Linked DNA regions of Homo sapiens: region 1 is linked to region 2. Evidence: read pairs that join two places in POLR2A ChIA-PET (ENCODE). Cell type or tissue: GM12878. All regions are shown on one strand. Region 1 overlaps PDE8A (phosphodiesterase 8A). Region 2 overlaps PDE8A (phosphodiesterase 8A).

Region 1 (4,000 bases), 69 kb before region 2:
TTTTTCATTTTACTTCTTTGAGTTTAGTGAGATGTCATGAATTTTTTTTTTTCAGTCAAGTTTCCTGATTATATTGGTCAGGTTTCTTTTGACTGTAAGTGACATAATGCATTCTAAACTAGCTGAAGCCAGAAGTGGAATTTGTGGATCACCATATTCTGGCTTACATAACCAGACCAAGGGAAGGACATGGGTATGCTGGCCTCTGGTACAAATGAAACCAGGACTTTTTTTCCATCTTTCCCTGTCATTGGTGCCATCTTTGTTTCCTTGGGCTACTTTTTGCTGTTCAACAGGAAACAATGTCCATCAGTAGCTCCTGGCCTCACATTTTATAACTTCATCAGTAGAGAGCTTCTTCCCTTAATTCCAATTTGAAAATCCTGGGGAAAAACCAAGATGGGCCTGGCTTGGAAACACCTGCCCACCCCAGCAGCCAGTGGACGACCTCTGCGATGGGCAACAACTTTCACAGAACAGGATAGTTGCAATGAGGGGGAGCGCCCCTCAGAGGAGGTGAGGGTACTGATCAGAACAATAGCTGTCCCTGCACTGGGGTTCAGCCAAGGCCCCAAAACGCTTTTTCAGCATAAGAATTAATACTACTTTTATATGTAATGATAGTTTTTATTCCTAATCTTACCCTGAGGCAGTTTGTATTCTGAATTGTTAGAGAACTTTTCCACTTACTCTGTTTGCTAAGAGAAGAATAGGTAATTTGTAGGAAAATTTCAACAAGGCTTCCCAGTTGACGTTCTCCCTTACTTCGTGTAGCCTGCCTAAGAGATATTTAATTACCCTGCATTGCTCATCACTTCTCATTTTACCCTGTCCTTAGAGAAGAGTGGAAGACTGTTCTCAAAGCAGTGATTCAGGGACTAAGGCTCCTTCTATCTGTGGCTCTTTTATCTTCAACATATGGTTGCCAAGGTTGCCATGCTTGTCTATATGGACAAGCTCCCAAAAGGAGAAAAGAGCATGGAGGGTCATGAGTGAGAGGTTTTTAACGGCCAGGTCTAGAAGTGGTCCATGTCAGATTACTTACTTTCCATTGGCCACATGGCCACACTTCACTGAAGGCTGGGAAATATGATCTAGCTGTGTGCCCAATAAGAAGAGGAACTGAGTTTCAGTAGCCAGCAAGCCAGCCTCTGCCACAGCTTCTTTGGTAACATTTGTTGCTTCCCCTTTTCCCCTTTGCCATGCATAATAGTTGTGTAGTTTGGGTGGGATTGAGCTCATTTCCAGCTCTAGGGTGGGCCCCAGCAACATCCTTGCCTCATTTATTGGTTCAGTAATAGATACATAACCCAGGCCCAAGCTGAGCAGGACATGGAATTCATCTGGTCCCAGTTACTAATTCAGGGGCAGGCATGTCATAGAAACTGTCCCAATCAGACTATGGAGTGGTTGGGGGAAGATGTTCCTCCCACCTCCCTCACAGCCCCCCACAGTGAGGACAAAGCCAACTCCTGGGTGAGAATAGGCTTAGAGAATTGCAAACCCGTATTGTGAAGTCCTACCAAACCTTTCCTGAAGCTCGCAAGAGCTGACCCTGGACTCTGCGTTAGCATGAGGCAGTAAATCCACTCTATCGCCTAATACTTTAAGATTAATTTTCTTGACTTGCAACCACAAGCATCCTGGCTGATACAACCAATGAAATGGAAGAGGAATAGGGAGAGAGAAAGGATACAATCTGAATCTCTAAGTTCTGCTTCCGTTCATTGCTGTCAGTTCTATGATGTTTCTTTGAATACTTGAACACAACCAAGTTGGGTCTGAATGGATGTATCTTAGTTTCACTTCCCCATTCTCTGGAATTAGAGTGGGGATAATTACATTTTTTAATATTCTTTTTTTTTTTTTTTTACCTTTAGACAATGTTTTCTCTCTGGATTGAATGATACATAGTTTCTTTGAAGAATACATTATGACATTTTATTTCTCTTCCACCATAATGGAATCATATGGACTCAACATAGTCCATATGATTTTTTTTCCTGTTTTGTTTTAGTGACTTTTCTAAAGTTTGTCTTTTCATCTAGGAAGTATATAGAATACATTTATCTTACACATTGCAGTATGCATTTGTTTTATAGCTGGGTATTATCTCTATATTACTATAGGACTTTTTTTTGTTTTTTGTTTTGAAACAGGGTCTTGCTGTGTCACCCAGACTGGAGTATAGTGGCATGATCACAGCTTGAGCTCCTGGGCTCAAATGATCCTCTCACCTCAGCCCCCTGAGTAGCTGGGACTGCTGCCATGCACCACCACATCTGGCTAATGTTTTAATTTTTTTGTAGAGAAAGGTTCTCACTATATTGCCCAGGCTGGTCTTGAACTCCCGGACTCAAGCAATCTTCCTGCCTTGGCCTCCCAAAGTGTTGGGATTACAAGTATGTGCCACTGTGCCCAGCTGTTATTACAGGAACTTTTAATATTTTGAGTTAAATATTCCAGGCCATTTTAGAATTTGAATAGCTTGTCAAATTTGTTGATTTTATAGCACCTCCGTCTTGAAAAATATGCCCCCTGGTGTTCCTAAAAGAACATTTTGAGAGAATTATATGGTATTTAGTAAGGCAATTAGAAATCACCAAGTATTTAGGGACTATTGCTTAAGAAGCTAATTTGCACAATCAGAATTCATTAGCCCAGGACACAGACACCTTATACACCTGTGGTGACAAATGAAAACTGTGAAAGTCCAATCTGATTCATTCCTCTCAGAATATGGAGGACAGGAGAGTGGGGACAACCTCAGCATTAGGACTGCCCTCTCTCGTTTTGTTTCAAAAAGAGTTTAAGTAACTTAAAAAATACATATAATAAGTTTAAAAAAAAAAGGAAATTGGGCCAAGGGAACATGGCGAGAACTGACCAATTAAGTCAGGAGTGAGGTCAGTATGTGGAAACACATGCCACAGGGGCATGCATGATTGCCATGGGGCTGGGTCACACGTTCGGCTCTGAGCTTCCACAGCCTCACCAAATACGAAAACAGTTGCAGAATTCTGGAGATTTAAAAATGGCAAATGACTCAGGAGAAGTACAGTTTCTGAGCTCAGACCTAAAGAAATTATTCTCTCAGGAAGGGGAACATCACACTCTGGGGACTGTTGTGAGGTGGGGGGAGGGATAGCATTAGGAGACATACCTAATGCTAAATGACGAGTTAATGGGTGCAGCACACCAGCATGGCACATGTATACATATGTAACTAACCGGCACATTGTGCACATGTACCCTAAAACTTAAAGTATTATTATTATAATAATAATAATAAAAGAAAGTATTCTCATGGGTCCTTTCAGAGGGACAAGGTTCTGAACAATGTTGCCATCATAAATGTGGTGGTGAATGTCTCTCAGTGCAAGCTGAGGGCAGGATGCCATACACAGATTCCAGGTGGGGCTAAAGTACATGGTCCAGGCACTCAGTTAGTTTGATTTGGGAATTAACATTTAGTCTACCTGGAAGAATGTGGTATTACCCATTTTTAATCTTGGCCAATTTTATTTGCATTAAGTTGATTTGAAACGGATATCAGTCTTTGTCCATATGTTTATCAACCATTTGTAATTTTTTTTATATTGTCTATTACTTTGGCTGTTTTCCTATTGGAGAAATAGAGTTTTTCTTCTTGTGTAGATTTTTTAAAAGTTAAGAATGTTAATCTTTTTGTCATGTGTGGTGAATAACTTTTTTTTTTTCCCTGGTTTGCCTTTTAAACTTACCCCTGGTAAACATTTTTAGGATTGCTCACTGAAATAGGAGGGAATTAGGCTACTGTATTGCGAGTGGGAGGATGAGATTAGGGCATGTATATGATGTCCCTTCTGGCATTAGAGACTTTTGACATGTACTTGAGAAGAGGGAATATTTGGAATTTGGACTAGTCCCTACGAAGAGGAGAGGAGGAGTGGTTGGGGACATGGAGAAAGCACCTTCGGCAGCACTTGGTGTCCAGCTGTGGTGGGACATTGTGCATTTA
Region 2 (4,000 bases):
GCTGGGCTATGTTCTTATAGTGAGCCTCCATTATGTGGCCTTTTTTCCAGTGTTGTGTTGAGACCATTATCAGAATTATTTGTAGTTGCCTAGAGTAGCTTGAGTCTGGTAGTTGCCCCCAGTATCCATTTCTATTCTTTTCCTAATAACAGAATCTCTGATGTGTAGCTGGGCATATGGCTACCTAGAAAATAGATTGCATTCCCTAGTTTTTCTTACAGCTGGCCAATGGACCTATCATGTGTATCTTCTGGAAAGTATACTTAGGGAAGGAGCATTCCCTTTTTCCTGCTATCTGGAATGTGGACATTATGGCTAGTGTTCAGTATCTGTCTTGGACCATGAGGAAGAAACCTCATGTACAGACAATAGTAGAGAAACACTGGTAGGAGCTAGGTTCCTGATCCTGCAGAGTCCATGGCAGCCCTGGACTGTCTCCTCTGCACATTTTTGATGTGTGAGACAGATACTGTTTAAACCACTCTTCTCTGGTGTTTTCTATCTTGTGTGGCCAAAAGGATTCCTAATGGTAAACCAAGTAGCATGCTTTTAAGACTTTCCCAGTGAGGCCGGGCTTGGTGGCTCACACCTCTAATCCCAGCACTTTGGGAGGCCAAGGCAGGCAGATTGCTTGAGCCCAGGAGTTCGAGACCAGCTTGAGCCACATGGTGAAACCCTATCTTTACAAAACATCAAAAAATAAACCAAGCATGGTTGGCACTTGCCTGTAGTCCCAGCTACTTGAGAGGCCGATGTGAGAGGATCACTTGAGCCCAGGAGGTCAAAGCTGCAGTGTGCCATGATCACACCACTACACTTGAGCCTGGCCGACAGAGCAAGACCTTGTCTCAAAAAAAAAGTGGGGTGGGTGGGGACTTCCCTGAGTACTTAACACTGCTTTCAGAATCTCATTCTACAGGATCGCACTCCATCTTTTTCGTGACCTTCTTGAATTCTGACTTCCTGAACATTCAGGTATACATTTCAATAATGCCAAGTAATTTCTTTCCTAGTTTTCATGAATTCCAATGCAAGGATGTTATTTTTCAACTCAGTTTCCTGACATTTCTGTTTTCTAGCCCGTTCTTCCTTCATATGCACCAGAAAAGGTCCCAGTATGTCTCTACCTTTTTATACAGTTTTAGAGCTGTTTTTAAGGGCTTATCTCCAGGTAAACAAGGTCCTCCCTTCCACTTTATCCTTAATCCAGTGCTTCTCATTCTTGTGTCTCCAGATAGGAGTAGTTCATTCAAAGCTCCTTAGTGAGATCACCTACCTACTTGCCTACTTGCCATTACATCACTCCCATCTTGATTTTTCTTCTAAAAAGCTGAAAGCTGGTTTGAAATGGCTACATACTTAAATTTGCCCTTTCTCCTTCCAAATCTCTGTGATATGATGGAAATGTAAACACAGGACAGATACAGTGTCACTAGAAGTGATGAAAATACCATTTGTGAGTCACGCCTTATTCCCTGTTTGAGATCAGTGTTAGGATGAGTATTAGTCAGCAGGTGTGATGAGTGCACTAGCTGTGTCTGTGAGTGTCTGTTGTGCCAGTGACCCCTCCAGGCCTAAGCAGCCTTTCCCATAGCTCTTCCCCAGGAAGCTGAGCCTGCCTGCTCTCCCCAGTCAGGGGGACCAGGGTTGAACTGGGGATTGACACCTGGCCAGTAAGCCCTGAGGTGGCGTGTCTGCAAGGGGTCTTCCAGCAGAGCCATGCAGCACCCTTAGGTTGGCTCCCTCTGGAGAGGATAGGCAGGTGGATGCTAGAGGAGTACAGAGTGAACACAGAAAAGCAGGGATGTTGAGGGGGTGGGGAAGAAGTGAACATGAGAGAGACTGGCTGGTCGCTAGAGCTGCTTTTCCATTCCTGAGCAACTTCCCTACCCCTGGCCTATTCTGCATGTGTTGTTAGATTCAGCCTTTCTCAACCTGGATTCCATAAGAAAATGAAGCCCGAATCCCTACAGGCAAGAATGGGCAAAGGAGAACACAGTCTTGCCCATTCATTTGTGTATTATGTGTGACTGCCTTTGTGCTACAGTGGTAGAGTTGAGTAGTTGTGACAAGAGTCCATATGGCCTGCAAAGCCTAAAATATTTATTCCCTGACCCTTTACAGAAAAGTTTGCTAAGACTGGGGCGGGGGCATTTGGCTGAGTGTGCTGGCTCACGCCTGTAATCCCAGCACTTTGGGAGGCCAAGGCAGGAGACTGCTTGAATGCAGGAGTTTGAGACCAGCCTGGGCAATGTAGTGAGACCTCGTCTCTACAAAAAATAAAAAAATTAGCCAGTGGCATGTGCCAGCTGGTCGCAGCTACTCATAGCTGGAGCCCAGGAGGTCAAGACTGCAGTGAGCTGTGATTGCACCACTGTACTCCAGCCTGGTGACAAATAGGAACCTGTCTCAAAAAGATGGGGGCATCCATCGTGCATGATGAATCTCTTACGCATCTGGAATGGTTATGTTGTATACCATCTTTGAGAGACTTGAGAACTAGTCACTCAAATTATTTTCTGGATTTTGTGATTCAGAAGTGGCTCTATACCTTGAACTAACAGCTGAAGCAAATGCAGTCAGTCTTGACTGGTTTCTGTGCCATCCTAGACACATTCTCCAGGAGGCCAGCTCACCTTTGACTTGACTAGGGCAGTCTGGTTATGTTCCTCTACATTCTCCTCCTTTTAGAGTCCCTCTCCAACATAAGTCGTCTTCCTCTGGGTCTGGGGTGAGTTCCTTTCTTCTCCAGTGGAGTTGTTCTTCTCTAGAGTCTGCTCGCTTCTCCCAGTGTAGGATGAGTTCAAAGCTGTTGCATATCTCCAGTGGAGCACTTCTTTTCTTTCTTTTACTCTATGTCACATTTATTTCTGCTCTGATATTTTGGCTGTATTTTCATTCCCCATGGCCTCTAAAGCTGCTTCTGCAAAAGGGTTGAATTTACTCTGTATGGGAAGTCTTGTACTCTTTGGGTAACTTTAGTCGAACAGTCTCTTGTACTTTTCTAGACCAGTCCTCTGTTCTTAACCTTTTCATGAGGTGTTGATGCTCTTCTTTCTGACCGATTACAATATCTTGCATTTCCTAGTTTTGGATTATTTTTGGTTATTTAGCCTCCATTTTACCTAGTAACTCTTCATCCTTTGTGCTCCTTAGAATGCAGTGGAGCCAGCCCTTGGGCTCCTTTATCCCCGTTGTAAGCATAGCCATCATCTTGTGGTAATAGACATAAACTTGCATTTTCCTTTGGAAGAAGAGACCAACGGCTTCTTTCATGTAAGCACAAAGCAGGGAAAATACTCCGCCTGAAACAATGCAGGTTAACAAAGATCAGAACAAGTAGAATACATGTCATCTTAGTTAGCTGTTAATTCATACTCCATAATCATTACAGTTAACACAGTCCACTGAGTGGGAGTTTGCCCCCAAAAGAGAGAAAGATCAAGTAGTCAAGAAGGTGAGTGAATTCAGAGAGTGAGGGGATCATTTACTCTCCCTTCTACCCCTCTTCCAACTTTAATTGTTGTAATTGTTTAAGTATATTTGGTTTTTAAGGATTATTTTTATATTTATTTTAAAGTTTTGTGTTTTTTTTAAGGTCTATCAGATCATCAAAACTCTCAGAAAACACAGTTATTGTTGGTGTAGTACGCAGGTAAACTTTCATTTTTTTAATGTTGAAATTGAGGTACCAGTGTAATACTTGCTCTTAACAGATGGCCAAATAACAGCTTGCATGCTGTGTCAGGCATGCCCCTTTGTAGTGTGGCCTTCTCTTCTTTATTCTTTATTTTATTTTGCTGCTTCAGTTAACTTCCTGGAAGGACTTTGTGCTCTCATGCTAGATTTTTGTGATTTTTAAACTGCCTTTCACTTTAGAAACAGGCGAACTATGAGAGAATTCCATTCCTAAAAGTATGAATGTTTTCCAGGGGTATCTTCCTAGGGCCTTCTAACTCCAAATATCTCTGAGGGGGGAATCTTAGGTTTTGTCTTTAAA

What was found. ChIA-PET counts read pairs that join two places held together with the same protein. Peaks named below come from ENCODE experiments on the same cell type or tissue, not always from the same donor. Only the 100,000 strongest peaks of a DNase experiment are listed, where the experiment ranks them.
Region 1: POLR2A ChIA-PET joins it to region 2 with 6 read pairs; 1 of 35 experiments calls an interaction of 5 or more read pairs at or near these places.

What each region holds. Positions count from the first base shown.
Region 1 is chr15:85,002,992-85,006,991 of GRCh38, forward strand. The region is part of intron 1 of PDE8A (phosphodiesterase 8A); the gene reads left to right. Among named protein-coding and RNA genes, the nearest start is that of PDE8A, 23 kb to the left of the region's middle. In GM12878, no CTCF peak of the experiment used is centred here; no DNase peak of the experiment used is centred here; H3K27ac peaks cover 482 bases.
Region 2 is chr15:85,072,264-85,076,263 of GRCh38, forward strand. PDE8A (phosphodiesterase 8A) reads left to right here. Exons shown (of 22, transcript NM_002605.3): 4 at 3,599-3,655. Among named protein-coding and RNA genes, the nearest start is that of PDE8A, 92 kb to the left of the region's middle. In GM12878, no CTCF peak of the experiment used is centred here; a DNase peak (open chromatin) is centred at 1,521.